Regions from separate parts of the Mus musculus genome. Here all the other regions are linked to region 3. A link is a loop called in an ENCODE intact Hi-C map of the cell type or tissue named here. Cell type or tissue: gastrocnemius. All regions are shown on one strand.

Region 1 (8,000 bases), 230 kb after region 3:
TTAATCTATTTGCTCTTAGGACTGTTAACTTTCCAGAGCGAGAGCAGGCGAGAACCCCAACACCTGGTTCAGGCTGATTACAACCAACCCCGGACAAGTTTAGCATAAAAGGCTCATTTTGTATGAACACTTGTGGAAAGAAGGTAGTGGCGGCAGGGATAAAAACCTTTCATCAAAATCCTGCCATTTCGCATTGTTCTTTAGGGAATAGGCTTTCAAAAGCCAAGGAACAAAAGAGGATTTGCTTTTCCAATCCTCTGAAGCGGCTACAGGGCGAACCAAAGCTCTTTATAAATTGTGGGCGAGGAGGGGGAGGGGCTGAAATCTAGCAGAGATGGAGCTCAAGGCGAGGCTCCAAGGCCTTATTTGCCAATGAATCCGGTTCTGCATTATTTGTAATCAAAGACGCTCAGCAGCATCAGAGCACCGACCTACATTCTATCCACCCAAGCCAAAATACAAAAGAAATCGATGGGAGGAGGAGACTGCAGGAGGAGGGCGCTGAGAGTCTGCCACCTGTGCCGAAGCCCAGGCACTCTCCCTGGGGACCCTGGCATCGGCCGCGGTCCTAGCGGGTTTCTCGGGCCGAGAGCCAGCTAAGAAGACGTTTACAGAGCAGGAACAGGCTGCTGCCCTTTTCCGAGGCTGGAAATGTGCACGCCACTCGGTTGCGGGAGTTCTGAAACAAGGAGAAGGCACAGCATGCCGGCGCTGGAGCGCGCATGGGGTGGAACGCGGCCCCGAGCCACCCGTGTGCTTTGCGCACGCGTACCCCACCCCTGGCGCATGCGCAATATACCCCGCCTGCCGCGGGAGCGCGCGCGGTTGCGGGCCGGCGCTTCTCTTCCAGCGCGAGCCCGCGTTCTCTGAGTACGCGCGTATCCTGGAGCTGGGGCTCGGGCGGCGGGCGGGACGCTGGGGACGCGGAGGCGAGGGGCGGGCCTGCCGGGGCGGGGCCAGGGAGGCGGAGAAAGTCGCGGCTGCCCAGAGCCTCGTCGCGTGTTCCGGGCCCCCGGAAGTGGCCGTTGTAAACTTCACCTCGTAGACTTTCTCCATCCTGGCCCTAGAGTCCATCGGCTTTCCCCAGTTGTCACTCTTTCTCCTGAGAGTTGCCTGACCTCCCACTCACCCCGAGACCTGAAGCTGCCTGGGGGTCGTGGGTGTGCAGGCTGGACCACGCGAGTCCGAGGTAACTGCGGGCTGTGGGTGCAATGGTGACTGGCGCCCGGGACCGGGAGGTGCTGAGAGGAGACTGGGCTTGCAGAGAGGACCCGGCTGAGGGCTGCTAGCTGGTGCTGACACGCCTCCAGCTCAGCCTCCAGCCTCCAGCCTCCAGCTCAATGGCCAGGGCTCTCCGCCCACCTTGAGGAAGCCGAGCATCTTCGCTGTACTCCGAGGACCGGTGGGGACTAGAGTCCTCGGAGCTCTTTGGGATCAGTACCCAAGGATCACTTTTTTTTTTTTCGTGTTTTACCTTCATTTTATTTAAATGCCTACCACACTTTAGGCACCCTACAAACGTTTGATAAGCAAAACAATGAGTTATGCAACTTCTGCCTACCACCCACCTTGGGACTTAGAAAAGTCAGCTGTGAGTTTAAAGCTGAATTTTGCGTACAAGCACACACCCCCCCCCCTTTGACTTTTTAATCATTTACGATATTCATATTAATCAAATACATAACTTAGAGACGATATCAAACAGCTTCTAAGATTTTGCACGTTGATGTTTTATACTTTTCCTAGTATTGGAGAAATGAAACTACCGTTTTGTTATTTGTATTTATCAGTGCTTAGTAACGACCAAACTGTGATAGAGCCGGAAATGCAATCCTTTCCAGTTAAAGGCAGAGGAATGCAGGCAGTGCAGCGGGATTCTAGGGAAAGTGAAGGCGGCTGTTTTAGCTTGGAGCTTGTGTGTAAATCCTGGCTCAGCCATTTATTAGCTGTGACAGGCAAATCACCTGTCGCCTGGACCTTAGGTTCTTTATGTCAAATAAGCAGAGTGGGCTTAGTCTTTCAGGCTCCGTTTACTTTTTGTTTGTTTGAGTTTCTTTGTCTTAGGCGTGTTTTATGGACAGAATCACACATCTCCTTCACCTCTCTTCTTTTTTCAGAGATGGGATGAAAGGTGGTTGAGACTGAACAAGAATCATGGGCACAAAAGTGTTCTGCTATTTGAGCTGCACTCAGCTCTGAAGTGCCCCCTTGCCAAATGAACCGTGTAACTGCTGATAGTCCCACACAGGTGTCACGACTAATGAATGCAAAGCTGCATAGACAAAAAAAAAAAAAAAAAAAAAGTGGATTTAGTGTTAGGGAATCAAGCCCTTTCCTCTCGATGAGTAAAGAAAAAAAAAAATAGCATTTGGTTAGACACCCAAACTGAGAAGGTAGTGGAAGTGCTGTGACACAGGTTGCATTCCTTTCATCTTTAAACAAGAGCGGAAAGGGTCGAGGGGCTGACTTAAATAGTTGATGAAACCTGATGCTTGTTGGTGAGTTGGTGTTCATCAGTTTAAAGGGGCGGGGGTGGGGTGGGGGTGGGCAGGAGAAGCTAGGCTGTGCGCCCAGAGAGGCATAGGCGGTTCCAGATAAGCATGTTTTCTTGGTACAGAATCATTAGAAGTCATCAAGATGTGAGTATGACTTTTAATTCTTGTAGTGAGTATCTTGGTACAAATCATTCAATCTCTGGGAAACCCAGTTTTCCCGTCTGTGAAATGGGCAAATAGTCTCTGGAGATTAAGGGATGGATGGTGGGATCAAGCATGCGTAGTTAGTTGCGTGTGTGGCACATAGTAAGTGTTCCATACTGGGCCCTGACTCTTCATCCAGCCCCTTTCTCTCTGAGCTGTGTGACTGAGAGGTGAGCATGCGGCGAAGGGACAGAAGAGGGCTTGAAGGGTAGGAAAACTCGTGCTAAGATGGCCAATGAGTCGGAAAAGGCTGGGGTGATGCACCCACTTTGCTTTTGCAAAATGTGGGGTAAAATTTGTTCTTTAAGGAAAGTTTTTTTTTTTCCTTTTTTTTCCTTTTTATTCAGTCTCAGTAGAGACTGTCAAAAATTGCCAATGCCGACTTTATTTCAAGTCATCATGGCAGGGTATTGGGAAAAGTTTTCAATTAGCAATAATTGCGCCTCGGATAAACCTCATGGACTACAATACAGCCAATTCGCAAAGCTAAGGAAAGTTTTCTTCAAGTGTGGTTTAATTATTTAATTATTTATTTATTTATTTTTTACCTTGCTTGAGTTGTCTGTCTTTTTTATGGTTCTGGGAAAAGAACTTGGATATTTCCCTATTCAGGGACTTGTATTATCCCTAACTGCTTCTTCTCTTCTCTTCTCTTCTCTTCTCTTCTCTTCTCTTCTTCTCTCTTCTTTTTTTTCTTCCTCTTTTTCTTTCACTTTATTTCTAAATGATTATTCTTCCTTTCTTTCATATTCATTTTTATTCTGTGTACATGAGTGTTTTGCCTACATGTATGTCTGTACACCATGTGTATGCAGTGCAGTACCCTCATAGGCCAGAAGAGGGCTTTTGATCTCTGGAACTGGATTTACAGCTAGATGGTTGTAAGCTGCCATGTGGGTGCTGGGAATTAAACAGGTTTCTCTGGAAGCAGCCAGTACCTCTTAATGGCTGAACCATCTCTCCAGCCTCCTCTTTTTTTTAAAAAAATATAATTTTACTTATTATGTGTGAGTGTATGTACATATATGGTGGTGAGCAAGCCTCTGCTACTGAGTGCATATGTAGATCAGATGTCAGCTTTGTGGAGTTGGGTTCTAGGGCTAGAACACACATCAGTAGGCTTGCATAGCAATCACCTTTATCTGATGAGCTGTCCTGTAAGCCCTCTACTTGGTTATTCTTAAAAAGAAAACCTGTTTTATCATTATTATTAATTATTTGTTATCATTAAAGTTATGGGTATGTTTGTGTTATTGTGTATGTGAGAGTGTAAGGTCCTCTAGAGCTGAAGTTACAGGCAGTTGTGAACTGCCATGGATGCTGGAAGTCAAACTTGCATCCGAGAATGAGAACTTCATTTATTCAATGTAACTACACTGTAGCTGTCCTCAGACACTCCAGAAGAGGGAGTCAGATCTCATTATGGGTGGTTGTGAGCCACCATGTGGTTGCTGGGATTTGAACTCAGGACCTTTGGAAGAGCAGTCAGTGCTCTTATCTGCTGAGCCATCTCGCCATCCCTGAACTTCATGCTCTTAACTGAGATGTCTCTCCAGCCCTTGGCTATTCTTCACCCATCTTCCATAATTTGTTACATCCTTTTGAGGCCTTTTGCTTCCTTCACCTTGAAGTTTAATACTTTGTCACACGATGTATTTTTTCTTTTTAACTGCGTTTGCATGTACATTTGTGTGGAGTATGTGTGTGGAGTATGTGCATGTTCCCTGGGGCTTAGCCCAGAGGCTGGAGTGTCAGGTGGTTGTGCGCTATGCTGTGCTTGCTGGAACCTGACCTGGAGTCCTTTGTAAGAACAGCCTGTGCTCTTAACCATTGAGCCATCCTTCCAGAACCCATTTCCCCTGTTCTTTATTTCTCCTTTGGGCACTTTGTCCCATTAGCTTTTATGCTCCCCTCAATTTAATTTTCATGACTCAAATGAGGTTTTTTTTAAATTTCTAGTTCTTTCTAATTCTTGTCACTGTACCATTTAAATTTTTATTTTTATTTTTTTGTCTTTGGAGACAGTGTCTCACTATGTAGCTCTGGGTGGCCTGGAACGAACTGTGTAGACTAGGTTGGCCTAAAATTCACGGGGATCCATTCATCTCTGCCTTTCAGGTGCTGGGATTAAAACCTGAGCCACCCATCAGCCTTATCCTTTTTGTCTTTATCTTATCTTTTCTTCTTCCCTCCCTCCCTCCCTCCCTCTCTCCCTCCCTCTCTTTCTTTCTCTTTCCTTTCCTTCCTTCCTTGACAGGTTTTCACTGTGTATTTCTAGCCAGGGTAGGCCAGGATGGTCTAGAGCTCACAAAGATCCCCAGAAATTCGCCTGTCTCTGCATCCACATTCTGGAACTAAAGGTATATGCCACCATATCTGGCACTTTGATGAGTTTCCCTTCTTTCCTCTGCCTCCTTTCCCCCCAAGTCAAGATCCCTCTGTATAGCCCTGGCTGTCCTGGAACTCTCTGTATACCATGCAGGATTTGAACTTAGAGATCTGCTTGCTTTTGCCTGCTGTCTCCTGAGAGCTAGCACTAAAGGTATGCACCCCTGTACCCCTTGCCTTTTCCTGATGTTTTTAGGTTATTTTGAAATTTCATCAATCTTGTGGATATATCTTTCATACATACATAGGGTATTGTTTATTTCTTTACTCTGTGACCACACTCCTTTTTTTTGCTTGCTTTCTTGCTTGCTTATTTATTTATTAATTTATTTACTTGTGTTTTAAAAATTATTATTGTTTTGTTTTATTATTTTATTTTTTTATTTATGTTTTTAAAGATAAGTTTCTCTGTGTAGCTGTCCTGGAACTCATTCTGTAGAACAGGTTGGCTTCGAACTCTGCCTGTCCCCACCTCCCAAGTGTTAGGATTAAAGGCGTGTCACCCGAACTGCCTGGCTCTTTTGCTTTTTTTTTTTTTTTTTAATTTTAAGATTTATTTATTTTATTTATGTAAGTACACTCTAGCTGTTTTCAACCATACCAGAAGAGGGCATCAGATCCCATTGCAGATAGTTGTGAGCCACCATGTGGCCACTGGGAATTGAACTCAAGACCTCTGGAAGAACAGTCAGTATTCTTAACCACTGAGCCATCTCTCCAGCCCTCTTTTGCTTATTTTTATGGGAGATAGGTAGATCTACAACTTGAGAGTGAGGCAGGGCTCCGGTAAACTTCTATAAGTTCATAAAACAATTTTATACAGCTTTTTTTTTTTTTCTGTATACTAATGCTATGGGGGCTTGCTTTTGAGATCTTTCTGGCTGTTTCCTCCTCAGTTTGGTTGGAACATCTTCACTTCTTCCTCCTTCCCTCCTACCCTGCTCTGCTCTGCTCTGCTCTGCTTAGATTGCAGACACAGAAGTTTCTCTTCAGTGCAGGAAGGACCTGAACAGGACCACTCTGAGAGGTCATTGGGCTGAGCCTGCTCTTTCATGACTGTTTTACGATGTGCATTCATTTCAAGTGCCCACTGTTAGAATGGGCAAAGCTCTCCACTTTGTTCTTCTGTTCTCAGAAGGCCTGCAGTAAATATCGGCTTCCTCCCCTGGGCTCTGTCAGATGCACCCTTTGTTCTCTAAAGATCCCCACTGCTTCTCTGTGACTCTCTCGCCTGATGGTGTTTTGCTAAGTGTTATTCAGGGTTGCTTGGATTCTCTAACTACTTGTGTTCATTTTACAGACTTCTCTATTTACATTAATAAGGAAATTATGCTATAGAAAAAGAAGCCAATCGCGGTGACTCCCACCTGAAAGCCAGCACTTGGGAGGTGGGGGTAGGAGGATCAGGAGTTGCAGACCAGTCTTGATTGCCTAGCAAATTCCAGGCCAACCTGAGCTTCACCATACTGTGTCTCAAAAACAAAACAAATCAAACACCCAGCGAGGCTGGTGGCTTATGCTTTTAATCCTAGTGCACAGAGGCAGTCAGATCTCTGAGTTCAATGCCAGCATGGTCTACATATTGAGTTTTAGACTAACTAGGGCTACCCAGTGAGAACCTGTCTCAAAACAAACACGACAAAATCAACCAACCATCCAACCAACCCAGTCTCCTCAAACTGAAAACAAAAACAGAAGCAAAATCAATGAAAAGCAAACCAAGAGCCTTAAGTCAAGGCACAGAGGTGGTCTGAGAACACATTCCACTGCTGTTCTCTTGTCTCATGCTACTCAACTGAAAACCTTTACCCCTGTCTGAATATTTTCAAACTCTCAGTATTAGCTTTATACCGTTGTATAACAAGTTACCACAAAGTTAGTGTTTTAAAGCTGTGCACACTTTGAACATTGCTTTATTAGGCAGTATTCATGGGGTGAGGGGAACGAAGCTGTGCAGACCTGCTGCTTCCCACGGTATTTCTCTGCATGTCTGTTGTACGCACGATCTGACCTGGAGACTGGGGGAACTTTCCTCTATGACGTTCTACCTCTGCCTAAAGACTTTAGGTTTGAATATGTTCTGTGCCTAAATACACAGAAAAAAAATGAGTTCTTTTAGTTTACTTTTATTGAAAGAAACTCAGTAAATTAAATAAATTGTTTCTTCTTCCACTTTTCTTCCCATGACAAAGAAAAATAAAACAAAAATCATCATTTTTAAGGTTGTTAGTATCTAAAAAAAAATTTCTAGAGGCTTGAGAGATGGCTCAGGGGTTAAGAGCATTGGATGCTCTTCCAAGAACCCGAGTTCAATTCCCAGACCCAAAATGATGGTTCACAGCCATCTGTAACTCAAATCCCAGGGATTTCACTTCCTCTACTGACCTCGAAGGAGACCAGGCACACATGTGGTGTACAGACATATGTGCAAGCAAAGACTTAAAAAAAATGAATAAAAAAATCTAAAAATTAAAGTTATTTTTGTTATTTGTGTGTGTGTGTGCGCGCGTGCATGTATGTGAAGATTAAATTCAGGCCCCTGTACTTGGTAAGCAGGTACCCTACCATTGTCTTGCACCTCTAGTCCCTCTGAAATTCCTTCCCCAGAGGATAAAATAGAGATCTTTTTGTGCTGTTGGACACCTAAGTCCGTGCATGGGTGGAGGTTGTGTATGCCTGTATTGACTTTTTTATTTTAACCCACAAAAATGAAAACCCTTGGACTGGAGAGAGGGCTCAGCAGTTAAGAGCTCAAACTGCTTTTTCAAAGGTCCTGAGTTCAATTCCCAGCAACCACATAGTGGCTCACAACCATCTGTAATGGGATCTGATGGCCTCTTCTGGTGTGTCTGAAGAGAGCAATGGTGTACTCATCTCCATAAAATAAATAAATCTTTTTTAAAAAAAATGAAA
Region 2 (8,000 bases), 48 kb after region 3:
CTGTTTAGCCTTGGCTGTCCTGGAACTCACTCTGTAGACCAAGACTGGCCTTGAACTCAGAAATCCACCTGTCTCTGCCTCCCAAGTGCTGGGATTAAAGGCGTGAGCCACCACTGCCCAGCATCTTGCTTGGTTCACTTCCTCTACTTTTATGCACTCCAGGATCTCCTTCCTAGGGAATGGTGCCTCCCACAGTGGGCAGAACTTCCCATCTCAACTGAGAAAAAGGTAGTGTCCTACTGACATGCCTAAAGGCTCATCTTCTGAATGATCCTAACTAATTTCTGTTGACAGTTACCACTAACCATCATAACTATAATTACCAAAGTGTTGAGCATTTCACTTATGTGACTTACCCTGTGTGGTAGATATATTTTTGAGTTCAACTCAATGGATAATAAAACTTAGAGACAGGTGGGAGAGAATGGAGTTTTTGTCCCTATATCATTCTCTTTTTCTTCATAAACAATAGAAAGCTTATCTATTGCCAGGACATGGGCTACCCAAGATATATTCTTCAGATTTGTTTTCCTAAGAGTTACAATGACTAAGAGCTAACCAATAATATGCTGTGACATTGCCATCCTTAATAATTCCAGAATCCATTTCTGCGAACCATGGAGTATTTTAAGCTCACATTGTAGCTCTCAGGCAAAGGAGAGAAGTTTTTTCCCCTCTTCTGATGGCCCTTCAGCTCTCATTCTCCATGATGTTTTCCCGACTTCTCTTTGTCTGAAACAAAACTAAGTAGCATAGCATACATTCCTTGTGAAATTATCAGGCTGCTTTTCATACCTCAGCCAGCAAGAATTCACTCAAGAAACTCTAAGACATTAGTTACATATTTATTGATTGTCAGTAAATAGCAAGACTGATGCAACAACATAGAAAACTGCCATTTTCTTGAATCCTATATTTTAAAGATTTATTTATTTAGTTCATGTATGTGAGTACACTGTCTCTGTCTTCAGACATACCAGAAGAGGACATTGGATCCCAATTACAGATGGTTGTGAGCCACCATGTGGCTGCTGGGGATTGAACCCAGGACCTCTGGAAGAGCAGTCAGTGCTCTTAACTGCTGAATCATCTCTCCACCCAGCCCTTGAATCTCTCTCTCTCTCTCTTTGGTTTTGGTTTTCTAGACAGGATTTCTTTGTATAGCCCTAGCTGTCCTGGAACTTACTCTGTAGACCAGGCTGGCCTTGAACTTGGAAATCCTCCTGCCTCTGCCTCCCAAGTGCTGGGATTAAAGGCATGCGCCACCATTGCCCAGCCAGCTCTTGAATCTTTTTTTTTTGGGGGGGGGTGTTGAGACAGGGTTTCTCTGTGTAGCCCTGGCTGTCCTGGAACTCACTCTGTAGACCAGGCTGGCCTCGAACTCAGCAATCTGTCTGCCTCTGCCTCCCAAGTGCTGGGATTAAAGGCGTGCGCCACCACCACCCGGCAAATCTTATTTTTAAATTGTATTATTTAATGTTTTGTCTTTGACCTAATTATGCTTGGACATCAATTGAGCCTAACTCCAACTCATGCTCTACAGTGTTTCCTATTTTATTGTCCCAGTAGTATTTTAATTTATTTTATTTTGTTTTGTTTTGTTGTTTTGAGACAAGGTCTCACTATGTAGCATTGTCTTGGATCTTACTGTATAGACCAGGCTTACCTTGGACTCATAGGAATCATCTACCTCACAACTAGTAGGTAGGAAAGAATATAGGTACATGTCACCATACCTAACTATAATCTAATTTTTTTAATTTAAAAAACACTAAGTATAATAGCATTATATACATCAAATACATAAAAATAATCTTGAAAACAAACTTGTAACCGTGGCATAGGCCAATAATTGTGACATTTTAGAAGTCTGGGGCAAGAGGATAGAGAATTTGAAGTCAATCTGGCTATATAGTCAGCTCTAAGCCAGTCTGGGCTATATAGTGAGACCCTCTCTCAAAAGAAGAGTAGAAAGGAGAGAGCAAAATAGGGGTATGTGTGGGGGGGTTGAAAGAGAGGAGGAGGGAGGGAAGAAGGAACAGAAGGAGAGAGGGAGATACTGAAGCTAAAATGCCAATAGAGTGTGTTGGTTCTTAAAATCTCTCAAAAACAAAAACAACAAAAAACATAGAACAATACTTGTTTTTCCTAGTGAGATTTTTTCAATCTATAAAACACAAATCTGATCACAATGAGATCATATCTGGTCCCTATTAAATTGCCTAATATAAAGATAACAAGTGATGGGAAGTAACTGGAGGAGGGGAATTAAAAAAAAAACTTGCATATTTGGGGACAGCCACTATAGATTTTTTTTTCCCTTAAAATGCCTATCAGTATTAAGAATGGAGGGTCCTTGAAAAACTAAAAGTTAAGCTGCCACCTGATCCAGCAGTTAAAATCATGGCTATGATATCCATGAACTGAAACCAAGACATTAGAGAGATTGGAGTCAGCCAGTGTGGCCACCAGTAGATCTGTGTGCTGTAAAGACAGTAGAATATTGCAACCATAGAAGGGAAATCCCCTTGTGTGTAACTACATGCCCTGCTGTGGGGAGCATTATCCTAATGAGCCAGGCACAGAAAGATGAATAGCATAGAAAGAGGAATCACGCAAGTGACAGAAGCCATCTAGGAAAGGCTATGGCAAGTAAGTAAGTTTCCTGGAGATGGTCCACAATTTTTCATGGCTGCAATGGGTGCAGTCTGAGAGGCCCAGCCCCAGAGACTTTTTCCCAGGATTGTTCCTCACTACTGATATGCCTTTTCTGCTATTATTACATAGTCTAAGAATTCCTGGGCATCAGCCCACCCTACTGGGCAAATTTCCTGCAGATCAACAAGAAGATGAACTTTTATGAATTAATGTTGATTAGATGAATTAGTGACTTTATAGAATTCAAATAATTCTAGGAAGAAAGTTTAAAGAGATGGTTTTATTTGTTTTGTCAGAAAGATGTAATAAAGTTAGAATCAGGAATAGAAGGTGCCCCTTCCTCATAGAATAGTAAGTAAAGGCTGCATTATAAGGCATAAAATGAGTTTTCATAAATTACAATAAGAAGAGAAATAGACTTGGAACAAATTTGTGATCAAGGAAAAACATTCTTTATAGGTCAGATCCAAGAATGAAGCCGCAGATGTGCACTATGATAAAGCAAGGCCATGTGGAACTGTTTCTTTGAACTTATAATGAGCTTACAGAATGAAACACTGTTTTGAACTTAATATCAACATCCCTTTGTAACTCCCCCTTTGTGTACCATTTTATCTATGAGGTAATTTTATAAAGAACGTTTTCTAAGAAGGTGTCAAAAGGCTGAGAGAAGAAATAAAGTGTGGCTTTTGGGGCTCTGCCCATTCCGCTAAATGTATGTATGTATATGCCCGTCTATAGATTTTTTTTTTCCTTAAAATGTCTACTAGTATGAAGTATGGGGTCCTTGAAAAACTAAAAATTAAGACAGGAGTTAAATTGCGAGAAGCCAGCAGCTTTTGGCCACAGAATAGCCAAGAGTTAAAAAAAGGCAGAAATTGCCCAAAGTAAGCAGTTTTTGGCCACGCAATCGCCGATAGAAATTGCCTAAGGTAAAGCAACCTTGGCCACGATGCCCAACTCTATACCTCCCCTTGTTGCCTGCCTCCGTACCTGGGTGCCTGGATAAGTCCCCGGCACAAAAGCATACTCATGTGAGAGTATGAGAGTAGTGTGGTGGACAACAGGCTCTGGTGTGGGTAGCTGTAAAGGAGAGAGATGGGGAGGTGTTGATCAGAGGATGTAAAATTCCAGTTAGGAACAAGCAGATTTCTTGTCTGTGTGACAGTTGCAGTTATAGTATACCTACTCTTGAAAACTGCTGAGAGTATTATAAGTGTTCTTCTCGCCACACAAATCCCTATGTGAAGCAATGCCTAGGTCAATTTGCTACATTTGGTTATTTATGTGCTTCAGAAGGCAATGACACTTCTACCTGTTTAAATACAGCGAAGTTCTAAGCAGGTAGCTTCGTGGTACAGCACTTGCACACGTGCCTGAAACCTGGCCACACATGCTCACAAGGAAAAGACGAACTGGTGATATATTATTCCTGATGCTGGCCACAGAAGAGATGAAGTAAGTACTCTCACACACAGTTCATGCACTTCGATGCACTTGCCCAGCTCTCTCATTACACTGGAGGAAGCCAGCTGCCGTGTTGCTAGATCACTCAGGCAGCCTACAGAGATGCTAACTAACACACGGATAAAGGGCTCCCAGCCAACACCAGTGGAAACTGAAGTTGCCTGCCAACAGCCACACCAGAGAGCCCAGAAGTCCTCGGCAAGCCTGAAGCTGTCAAGAACTGAAGCCAAACTCTTAACTATAACCTCATGAGAGAACCATTTCCGAGCCAGACTCATGACTGTAAGAAACCAGTGCATTTGTTTGTGTTGTTTTAAACTAAAAATAAAAGCACTCTAAATTAGAGATGTGATGTTCAATTGCAGAGACTAAAACTGGAAGCGATTTTAAGGAAGATAATCTAATTTAGTGAATTTTTAAGTGTATTATTATTATTATTTTGCTTTTCTACCTCATGAAGCAGACAAATTTTTCAGATACCTATAGTAAAATACCTGCCTTGAAATAGACACCTAGAGTTAAGCACTACATAAAATTCTACTCTACTCTCAGGTGCTGGGGAACCAAACTGGGGCCCTGCATTCATGCAACTAACACCCTATCATTGAACTATATCCCCAGTCCTACCATCATAAGCGGGGAGGGGCCTGCTCTTGTATGTGCATGCATGCATTCTCAGAGGCCAGAAGAGAGCATGGAAATTACAAATTTAATAGCAAACAAACTCCATATCCTTTCCTATGAATATCCAGTTTGTGCTCTTGTAGCCCACAGCAGTAAGGTCCATATTAAAATATTTCAAAGACTTAGTTTTCCTTATGTGCAGATGTGTGTGCTCCTATATGTGTGTATGCTGTGTCACTATGGGTACCCAAGTAAGCCAGAAAAGGGTGTTGGGCTCCCTAGAGCTGGATTCAAAGGCAGTTGTGAGCTACAGAACATGAGTGCTGGGAGCCCAACTCGTCCTCTGGAAGAGCATCAAACACTCCTAACCGCCGAAGGGACCGGCTCTCCAGCACATACTATTAAGTTTAACCTCCCTTACCCTGGGAAGTTTCTGTTGGGTCTCTCGTCCTCATTTTACTCAGCCATTCAGCACTCTATTGAGCCTGCTGTAATCACAGCTCTGGGCTAGACCTGCTGATGGAAGGATGGATAAGATTCTGGGGTTGAGTCTGAAAATTTTGCTCAGTAGTAACAAGTAATAAAAACGGTACACAGGGCAGGTGTGTAGGTTCAGTAGGCAAAGGCACTGGCCCACAAGCCTAATGACCTGAATTCAATCCCAGGGACCTATAGGTGGAAACAGAGAACTGACTCCCACAAATTGTCCTCTGACTTCCCCAGGTGTGCACGTCCTTACACAAACACACACATACATACACAGCACACAAAATATAATAAAAATGGTGTACATGAAGCAGAGACATGCTTTGTATCTTGATAGTGTAAGAAGCACTCCTTAAAAAAAAAGAGGAATTAGAAATACAAAATTGGGAGTGAGAAAGAATATTTAGAGAATAAATCACTGCAAATTACCAGGGATGGGCAATGCGGAGCCCTTTACGGGCTGCTCAGGCAGTTGGCAGAGAGTTTTTTTCATAACTGTAAACTGGTTACTAGCTGGTTTCCCTCCCCTTAGGTTATATCCCTGTGATACTCAGCACCCACAGAGGCCTGATCGACTGAAGTGCCAGGCTATCTAAATGTCATTATTAGCTCTCTGTTGCCGTGTCAAATACCTGAAATAAGTAATTTAGGGAAGAGAGATTTATTTTCAGCCCATTGTCGTGGACTCAACTGTAGAATATGTGGGTTCTGGTCTGTGATAGCTGTTCCTGGTTGTCAACTTGACTACATCTGGAATGAACTATAATCCAGAAACGGAGGGCACACCTGAGATCCGGGTCTTGAGGCTGGGAGACACGGTCTCCTGTCCAGGATCTTGACATGGAAATCTTGAGGCATAGTGGCCATGAAAAGCTTAGGCCCGGGCAAGGTAGTACACTCTTAATGTCAGGAAACTGAGTCAAGCAAATCTCTGAGTTCAAGGTCAGCCTGGGACAAAGCAAGTTCCAGATCCAGGGGTTGCAGTACATACCTTTAACCTGAGCCATACCTTCTGGTGGAGGTAGGCCTACACAAGGACACTGGAAGAAGGAAGACTCATTTCTCTTCCCTGCTCGCACTTACTTTCCAACATGTGTTGGATCCTACCTCTCCAGGATTCCAGCTTATACAGACCAGCTGAAACAACTAGCCTCATGGGACTGAGGAACCACTAGATTCTTGGACTGCCCATTATTTGGACTGCAAACTGTAAGGCATCACAACAAATTCCTTTAAAATAGAGAGACATTCCATAATTCCTGTGACTCTAACTAATACATGGTCTCAATCCCTAATGCTCAAAAACCAAACCAAACAACAACAACAACACTTAAATAGCCACAAACGACAAGATGCCATCTTTTTCTATCAGTTGGGTTTCTCGGTGTACATTAAAGCTACAGTGAAGCAGAATCATGACTGCATGCAGCTCCAGGTTAACCAAAGCGACATGCTTCACAGGAGCCACTAAGCAGAAAAGCTAAGCCAGGAAGAGACGGAGGACAAGATTCAGTCCTCAAGGGTGTGTCCTCTCTTCACCTAGGTCTCACCCTCCTGAGCTTCCGCCACCTCCCAGCATCCCATTACATTACAAATCGACGCACCAGGCAGTGGTGGCGCACACCTTTCATCCCAGAACTCAGGAGGCAGAGACAGGCAGATCCCCGAGTTTGAGGCCAGCCTGGGCTACAGAGTGCATTCTGGAGTTCCAGAACAGTTAGGGCTACATAGAGAAACCCTGTCTCAAAAAGCAAAACCACTGCCGGTCGTGGTGGCGCACGCCTTTAATCCCAGCACTCGGGAGGCAGAGGCAGGCAGATTTCTGAGTTCGAGGCCAGTCTGGTCTACAAAGTGAGTTCCAGGACAGTCAGGGCTATACAGAGAAACCCTGTCTCAAAACAACAACAACAACAACAACAACAAAGCAAAACTATAATATATATATATAAATCCACAGATGAGTGAACGCACCAATGAGATTGGAATCTTCAGCCCACTTTCCAAAGCCACGTCTGATTGTTGTTACATTCAGGGAATCTCAAATCCAGTCTGTCACACTTACTGACAGACTAATTAACAGACCAAGGGTGCTTGAAAGTCAAAGCTTTGATTTAGTTAAGCCAGACTTCCCAGAGCTACAAGGAATGTAGAGTTGGACAAAAGCTGTCATTGTGCATGGTGAGATGCAACAGCTAAGACTCATATCAGGCTGTCAACGCAGTTCGTGCACACAACAGACCAGCTGAAACCAGTCCACCTGTTTCTGGACACCACTTCCTTTTTCTTTCAAGCATCGCGTGCCCATGTTGTTAGATGGTGCTCTCTGATCCTGGGAGATACGTGACTCACGATTTCCCCTTTCCTCAAACAAACTGCTAAATATAATTTGTCTAAAGTGATTTGGTTTTTATTTTTGGTATTGGGAATTAACCTAGGAACTGCAACATGCCAAGCACATGCTCTATGCTTGGCCACATCCCTAGTCCTGAAGACTGGTTGGTTTGTTGGTTTTTTCTTATAATGCTAAACATAAAACTTGGGCTTTTGCTGCATTCTAAACAAGCATTTGACTGCTGGGTTACATTCGCAGCCCTATAGGCATTAATAAAGGACTAACAGAGAAAGGGATATGATGACAGAGAAGCTGGGGGGCTTGTCCAGAGCTTTTAATATCCAGAGGCCTTTAAAATTAGGCATTAGGGCTGGAGAGATGACTCAGCAGTTAAGAATACTGACTGCTCTTCCAGAAGTCCTGAGTTCAATTC
Region 3 (8,000 bases):
GCCCAGCTCCTTGCCGCAGTCATGAAAGTCCTGTCCACCTGCCTCGAAGCACACCTCCAGCCTGCCCCTCACCCATTCCTCTTCAGCCACAGAGCTTTCTTTTCTGCTCCTCTAACACGCCATGCTCATGTGTGTCTCCCAGCAGTGTGGCCCTCTCCGGCCCAGGCTGATCCCCACCACTTGGTTTTACCACCGAATGTCATTTCCTCAAGGTTAGGACTTTGATCACACTAATTAAAGTCACCAAGAATAGCAACTTATAATTTCTCATCAACTGACTTATTTCGTCCACAATACTTATAATCTATAATCATCTTCCTTGTTTACCTAGCAAATAACTAATTATAAGAAGGAGAAAATATCACAGTTGCAGTCCTTGGGATTTAAAATACCATGTGAGGGGCTGGTGAGATGGCTCAGTGGGTAAGAGCACCCGACTGTTCTTACGAAGGTCCAGAGTTCAAATCCCAGCAACCACATGGTGGCTCACAACCATCTGTAATGAGACCTGAGACCCTCTTCTGGAGTGTCTGAAGACAGCTACAGTGTACTTACATATAATAAATAAATAAATCTTTTAAAAAAATAAAAAATAAAAATAAAATACCATGTGAAAGCAGGAAACGCACTGCCTTGCATTAAGGTCAGAAACACCAGGGACTGGCAGCTGGTAACTGGTGGGGTAGGACCCCGACTGAGCTTACCACACAAGCCTCACAACTTGGGTTCAATCCCCAGAACCCACAAAAGACAGGAGAGAAAAAAAACTCTGAAGTTGTTCTCTGGCACCCTGCCCTGACACACACCCCGGCACTGGCTGGACTCATACACAGCAACACAGTGACAACGGCAATGGAGGTATGAGGCAAGTGGACGCCTACGAAGAGAAGACCACTCCTCCTGGTAACCCATGCCTATATTTCCTTTTGTTCTGCTTTCATTCGCTTTAATCAGCTCTGTTCTGTGACTTTTGCTGAAAAGAATGGGACCTGAGTTGTACCTCTAGCCTGGGTGGCAGCATACCACCCAGGTAGTATAAGGTCACAAAGAAATACTATTTCTCCTTCCCTTGAAGGCCTAACCCATGTGGGTCTATCCATCACTTGGCAATCTGTCCAATACTCCTAAAAGATATTAAAAGATGACTGTGGAGTCGGAGAGATGCTCAGCTGTCAGGAGCATCCTTCGGTGCCACTCCTGCCGAGGACCTGAGTTCTGTTCTCAGCATCAGCATCAGGGAGCTCACAACCACCTGTAACTCCGGCTCCAACTGTTCCAACACCCTCTTAGAGCCTCTGTGGGCACCATGGACCCAGAGAGATACATAAATAAAAATAAGCCTTTTAAAAAAAAGCTTTTTTTAATGGGAGTAACAGCTGTCCTCTCAGTGAGGTGTGTACTTTCAGAGCAAGTAGCATGTCTCTAGGTGGCTACAACAGCCGTCCACTGCTCACTAAGCCTGCCTGAGGCTCCAAGTTCTATCTCACAACCATAGCTTCTTCCTTCCGTCTCCTTTCCAGATACCAGCCAAAGATCCTAAATCAGCTTGACTGATGCTCTAGGCATCCCACTCTCTGAACACACACAGCAACTCTATTCTTCCATTAATGCCTGCCAGCTTCCCAGCTTCTCTGGCCTTAATTCAAACGGCTTGACTTTCTTCTTACCCACCTACTCCCGACTGGCAGCCTGCCTGCCCTGTTTTTTGCTGTTTGTTTTTGTTTGTTTGTTTTCCCTCTCAAACTTCAACAAAACTGTTCTCTGCTTTTCTTCTGAGTCATCTTAAATTCTATTATCTAATGTAAGAACATTATTATATAATCGAGTTTTAGGTCAGTCAGACCTACATCGCAAAATTCTGTCTCAGAAAATAAATAAAAGAAAAAGAAAATCAAAGCAAGTCCTATGTGAACCTAAACTGAACCACGGGGCTCTTCGTCAGAAGCTATAAAAGCTAATTCTGCAGAGACCACCTCCAGATCCCCACCGGTAACTACTGCTAGGTCTGGCAGTTAACAAAACACAACCGGGGGGGAGTGGGTGGGTAGGGGAGTGGGGGTGGGTGGGTAAGGGGGACTTTTGGTATAGCATTGGAAATGTAAATGAGCTAAATACCTAATAAAAAATGGAAAAAAAAATACAAAAAAAAAAAAAAAAAAAAAAAACAAAACAAAACACAACCTTCTCCAGGTCTCAAGGGCTACAAACGTCTCAATTAGAGCAGACTAACAGGAAGAAAACGAAGAAAAAGGCGCAGCACAGTTGATCTCTAACCAAGGTCTTTAAATCCAACTTTCATTTGTGTGTGTGTGTGGGGGGGTGATCTTTCGGTTAATAAAATGGGCTTCAGACAATTTTAAATTCACATGTGTTGGCAGACATTTCTAATCCTAGCACTCAAGAGACTGAGGTAGGAAGACTGAAGATTCAAGGCCTAAATGGGCTGCAAAGACCTACCTCAAAACACCAAAACGCTCTTTAAAACAGAGTTCTAATCGTGTAACAGTAACATCACTAACTGAAGACAGAGGCTGCCTTGGCTATTTTTAACTGAATATAATTTCACACATTCTTCAAAGGTGACCTTACTGCTTTGTTCTCTAGTTACCCTCCGGAAAGTGCTCTCTTGTTACCTATGGAAGTTCTGTGGAATTGGCTTGGTTTGAATTTTAGACAAGGTTTCACCCTGGCTGACCTAAAATTTTACTGTGCAGACCAGGCTAGCTTCAAACTCAGAAATTAAAAGCCACTATGTCTGGCTTCTTTGTTTGTTTCCTTCAGACAACCTTTCACTGCATTGTCTAGGCAGATCTGGAACCCTGGAGCTCAAAGGACCTGCCCACCAGGCCCATCCCTTCACTCTCCTAAGTGCTGTGACTACAAGCATTGGGCGAAAGCCTTTTGAGGCTTAAAGCTTCATTTTTACAAATAACATACAGTTTTTTAAACCCACAGATATGAAAGCCTGGGATTGTAGGTTAAGTCATCCCTGTGGGAATGATTCAATTGAGCACTTCCGTGAATTGGAGGAACCATGGACAGACGTGGTGGCGTATGCATTTAATCCCAGCACTCAGGAGGCAGAGGCAGTTGGATCTCTAAGTCCCAAGCCAACCTGGTCTACATAGCGAGAACAGACAGCCAGGGCTCTGCAGAGAGACCCTGTCTCAATCAAATGAGTTCATTTTTCCTAAGCTTCATTCTGATGAGCTGCATTCTATTCAGATGATTCAGTCACTGAAGCAGCCTAGACATGACTCACTCACAATATCGTGAAGATCTTCATTTTTTAAAACGAAGTCAAAGGACAAAAAATGCCTTTCCCTCTCACACGTGAGAAACCGTGCTGCCTGTCCACGGCACGGAGCTGGCACTTGATGAGCGTACAGAGCGGCCCTTTGGACGGTGGCTTGGAGGTCCTAATGACCCTGGAGGAAGGTGTGTGTCAAGTGCGGTGCCACCACACCGAGGTCCATCACTTCAGGATAGAAAGGTCCACACAGTCTTAGCCCCTCCTTTTCCCTTTTCCTTCGCTGTAGCAAACCCTTTCCACCCATCCCAGTGTTAGCATTTGTAACCTGGGAACATTGGTGGACAGTTACAATACCTACAGAGAGCCGAGGGCACTGGGTGCCTACTGGGGTAATCACAACGTGATGGCATGAGCCCCACCCACCCAACCTCCCAGCCTCCTACAGGGCTCTGTGGAAAATTTATGGGTCACATGCTCTAACACCCATGGGGGCAGGTTTGTCTCTGAGCACTATAAGTAATTATGCATTAATGACTTACTTCTTTTGTCAGTAGAGCATGGAGAAAATACAAGTTAGCTTGGGAGATAGGCCTGTCTCGGTGTGAACCCTGACCTGAAGCAAGTCTAGCCCTTTAATCCTCCATTTCCTGTTGCTATGCCGGGAATCTCATCCCATTCCCAGAAGTCCTGTGAGGATTTTGGCGACGCAGTGCATAGAGAACAGGCCTGACTCAGAACAGGCTCCACCAATACAGGGACATGGGATATTCATCCTCAGAAATGAGATGAGTCAGCTGACTCCTGAAGACAGAGCTAGAACCCCTCATCCTACCCAAGACTCTGAGCCTCTCCTGGAACAGAGAAGAAAAAAAAAAATCCACAGTTGACTTCAGCATGGAAAGCCTAACTCCTGAGCACAGAGTCACAGGACCTCAGGCCGCCAGTGAGCAGTGTGACCTTGACTGACACATGCAATCTTTTTAGGATCCAGCCTCCTCAAGAGTAAAGCAGAGAGGCTGGCACACGGTCAAAGTCATAAACTCTTTGAATTACATCAAATTTAAAAAATTAAAAATTAAAAAAATAAAAAGAGCCTCCTTGAACATGCAATCAAATCTCCAGGCTTCTGGGAGTGTGTGGGCTTCAGTGGCACCAACCTGAGCCTGCATAGCGGCTGTTGTGTCTACCAAGAAAGGGAGCTGTTCACAGAAAGATTCTTCGGAATTTCCTGCAAGCACGGGGAAGGGAAGAGATTATAAACCAACCACCAGGTGTCGCTCTCAAGAAAAGCTTAACCTCAAGCCGTTAGCTCCCATTACCCACAGATCAGTGTTTTTAAAAGTGAAAGCTAACCGTATGAGGAGAAGCTGTAGCATAAGGGAGAAGTTCTAAGACCTTTAAAATAAAAAATAAACTAATCACCCACAATCAAAATTACTACAAAACAAATACTCTAGGTTGCCAAACAGCACATAGCGTGACTCCACAGAGCAGTGAGTATGTATGGACATGAAATGTGCTCTACATTTGGGAGGGGAGGTGATCAAGAGCCACTATGGCTGCATATAAATTGTCAGAGGGTGTAGAAAAGATATTCTAAAAGATGTGCACTGCAGTGCATAGAAGATAATAAAGTGCATTTGAAAAGGCAACTCTTTTACAGCTGTATATACTGGATTTATTTAGCATAGATGAGCAAATTATTTCATTTTCATTGATATTACTTGGCTAAATCTTTGTTTTGTTTTGTTTTTCTTTTTTTTTTTTTTTTAAGATTTATTTATTTATTATATGTAAGTACATTGTAGCTGTCTTCAGACACTCCAGAAGAGGGAATCAGATCTCGTTACAGATGGTTGTGAGCCACCATGTGGTTGCTGGGATTTGAACTCTGGACCTACGGAAGAGCAGTCGGGTGCTCTTACCCACTGAGCCATCTCACCAGCCCTTGTTTTGTTTTTCGAGACAAGGTTTCTTTGTGTATAGCTTTGGCTGTCCTGGAACTCCCTCATGTAGACCAAACAGGCCTCAAACTCAGTGACCTGATAAAAGGCATGTGCCACCACCACCCGGCTTGGCTAATGTCTTTATGACTGTAAAGTAAACCTTGCAAATTACTTATTATATCCACACCCCTGTCTTCCAGTGCCATACCTACCCAGAAGTTCACAGAAGGCGAGGGCCTACTCTTTGTTTGGGAGTGGGGGTCTCGGGAATAATTTTACACAGAGAACAAGCAGAACCAAAAGACTTAGTGTTTTAAACTATCTGATTTTGAAACTATCACTGATAGGAGTATTTTTAAATTAAAAGGAACAGAGTTCACACCGCAATATTGTGTCAACTCAGGCAGGAGAAATGGCTCAGCAGTTAAGAGCACTGACTGCTCTTCCAGAGGTCTTGAGTTCAATTCCCAGCAACCACATGGTGGCTCACAACCATCTGTGATGGGGTCTGATTCCCTCTTCTGGTATATCTGAATAGAGCAATGGTGGTATATTCATATGCATAAAATAAATAAATAAATCTTTAAAAAAATAATAATAATATTTCAATTCCATACTATTAAAATATGGCTCAGTGGGTAAAGGTTATTTGCTGCCAATTCTGAGTTCAATTCCCAGGCCCCATATGGTAAAGAGATTCCAGTAAGTTGTCCTCTGACCTCCACAATCATGCCATAGCATGAAGGTGCCCACATGAGCATGCATATGTGCACACACACAAGGGTGTGCGTGTGTAAAATAAAAATATTCATACATAAGGATCCCTCTGTTAGCATACATAGTCTTAGGGGGGAAAGCAGATCAAGCGAGTTAGCTCGGGAGTGTGGGGTGGGAGAGCTAGCCCTGTCCCTCTCTGGCTGCCCATGGCTCTCCTCAGTCCATGGCTTCTGGTACTGATGCAGGCAGAGAAAGACTCATCCTCTCTGGGGATCTGATCATGCTCCAGGGAGTAAGTATATGAACAACACAAAAGGAACTTTTTTCCCTTTTTTTTTTTTTTTGACTGGGGTGGAGCTTAATGGGAGAGTGCAGACAGGGGAGGACTGGGAGAACTGTGAGAATCCCAAATAGTCAATAGAAATTAAAATATAAAAGAAAACAGATCAAGTGATCTTCCACAGATAAACTATGGCACTATGATGTCACTCAGTTCTCTTCAGTTGTTACATAAAAAATAAGAGTAGAACTATTTCTAAGACATATTAAGTGTAAGTCCCAGTTCTGGACGAGACAGCACGGCATTCTATATCCCTAAGGCGGACCCGTGAGTATGGTAATGAATGATAATAGGAGGCACAGTGGGTTCCTTCTGACATAGGCAGGAATGAATGGTAAAGAGAAAGATCATGTTAACTTCTGAATGGTTTAAAGCTTACAACAAGCATGCCTATATCTCTGACACAGAGCATGAACAATCTGGATACTATAAAAAGGAACGCTGTTTCTTTAAGAAGCAGCTCCAGCACACACGGGCACAGTAAAGCCAAAGAACACTGACACTCACTCTGTTCCTTTTCATTCTGGCAACTTAAAACAAAAACAAACCAACAAACATAAAAAAAAAAAAAAAAAAAACATTATTTGGAAAGAACTGCAAACTGACATACTAGTCGCCAGGTTACTAGCACAGCATGCCTGTGTGCCACTTAGACAAATTCTCCTGTCTTTGCCACTTTGCCACTCCGGTTTCATGACCTGCTCTTCCTTCTCTCCCAACACCTCCTTCCCTTGCTTGCTGTCTAGCTATCCACACAGTTTATTTTTCTAAGGCATCGGACTGTAAGGTGTGACGCGCTTCTGGGTCAGTGTGGTCTACATACCGCAGCCTGTGTTTACCTCTTAGGCAGCCTGGTTCTCTAAGTTAGACTACACTTCATGCCATGTGTCAGCTGCCCCGTCTCCGCAGCACTTTTTAATTCTGCAGTACAGACTCTGGGCTAGCGCCTGCTACTGCACTCAGCTGTCACACCTCCCCTGCCTTCATTAACCTGGAATGTTTATACCATTATCTTCCTGTCAACTTCCTATTCTTCTCTCCTCTTTACAGCATGCAGCACTAAAGACTCACAAGACAGTGAGTCTTTCATCAGCATGAACCCAAAGACCCCAACTGATTTCAATGTTCTATAATCAACTTAGTGTCCTTAACCATTGTGGTACTCAAACTGTCCCAAATATGGCCCAGATAACTTGTAAATTCTTACAACCTTCCCTCTTGAGAAAATTCTAACGCTTGGTGCTTGCTCACCATACAAATTCCTGGGTCGAAACTCTGGCCCTGTGACTCTGAGGTTTATATGAGTAGATACTACCCCACTACAGCAGGGGTCCAATATCCTTCTCAGGGCATCTGTCCCTCCAGTGGTGTTGATTGTAATCACCTAACACAGCAGCCCGTTTCTCCACTGCACTGTGACTATTTCTGTTTGGCAGTTACTAAGATGTTTAAGGTGAGGGCCAGCAAGATGGCTCAACAGCTAAGGGTGCTCCGCACCACACCTGCAGATCTGAGTGTAACCAGTGGAATCCAGATGGTGAAAGAACAGAACTGACTCCCACTGTCCTCTGACTTCCTCAAATACGCGCACGATGATCTAACTAACTTATTAGTTAACTTATTAATGTAAAAAGTGTGTTTGCAGACAAGCACATGAGCTCACAAGACTACCACACTCATCAGGCAAGTGAGCCCCTAGACTCAGCACCTAGGACAGTGCCATCCTGACTTGGCCTCTAAAGCT

Evidence for each region. A loop is a pair of places that touch in the nucleus more often than their neighbours do. Peaks named below come from ENCODE experiments on the same cell type or tissue, not always from the same donor. Only the 100,000 strongest peaks of a DNase experiment are listed, where the experiment ranks them.
Region 1: it touches region 3 in a loop (3-fold over the local background); 2 of 42 quality-filtered maps call a loop at or near these places.
Region 2: it touches region 3 in a loop (2.4-fold over the local background); 7 of 42 quality-filtered maps call a loop at or near these places.

Annotation. Positions count from the first base shown.
Region 1 is chr4:83,524,582-83,532,581 of GRCm38, forward strand. It overlaps Ccdc171 (coiled-coil domain containing 171), which reads left to right and starts at 964. Exons shown (of 26, transcript NM_001355378.1): 1 at 964-1,189. It overlaps Gm25899 (a small nuclear RNA gene), which reads right to left and starts at 3,187; the gene lies at 3,047-3,187. In gastrocnemius, CTCF peaks have their summits at 3,526 (motif pointing right) and 5,702 (motif pointing right); DNase peaks (open chromatin) are centred at 342, 832, 1,228 and 3,539; H3K4me3 peaks cover 2,229 bases; H3K27ac peaks cover 2,088 bases.
Region 2 is chr4:83,346,659-83,354,658 of GRCm38, forward strand. No RefSeq gene overlaps it. Among named protein-coding and RNA genes, the nearest start is that of Ttc39b, 26 kb to the left of the region's middle. In gastrocnemius, no CTCF peak of the experiment used is centred here; a DNase peak (open chromatin) is centred at 4,261; H3K27ac peaks cover 1,362 bases.
Region 3 is chr4:83,299,097-83,307,096 of GRCm38, forward strand. The region is part of intron 1 of Ttc39b (tetratricopeptide repeat domain 39B); the gene reads right to left. Among named protein-coding and RNA genes, the nearest start is that of Gm23412, 17 kb to the left of the region's middle. In gastrocnemius, a CTCF peak has its summit at 4,517 (motif pointing right); DNase peaks (open chromatin) are centred at 1,645 and 4,503; H3K4me3 peaks cover 1,654 bases; H3K27ac peaks cover 4,083 bases.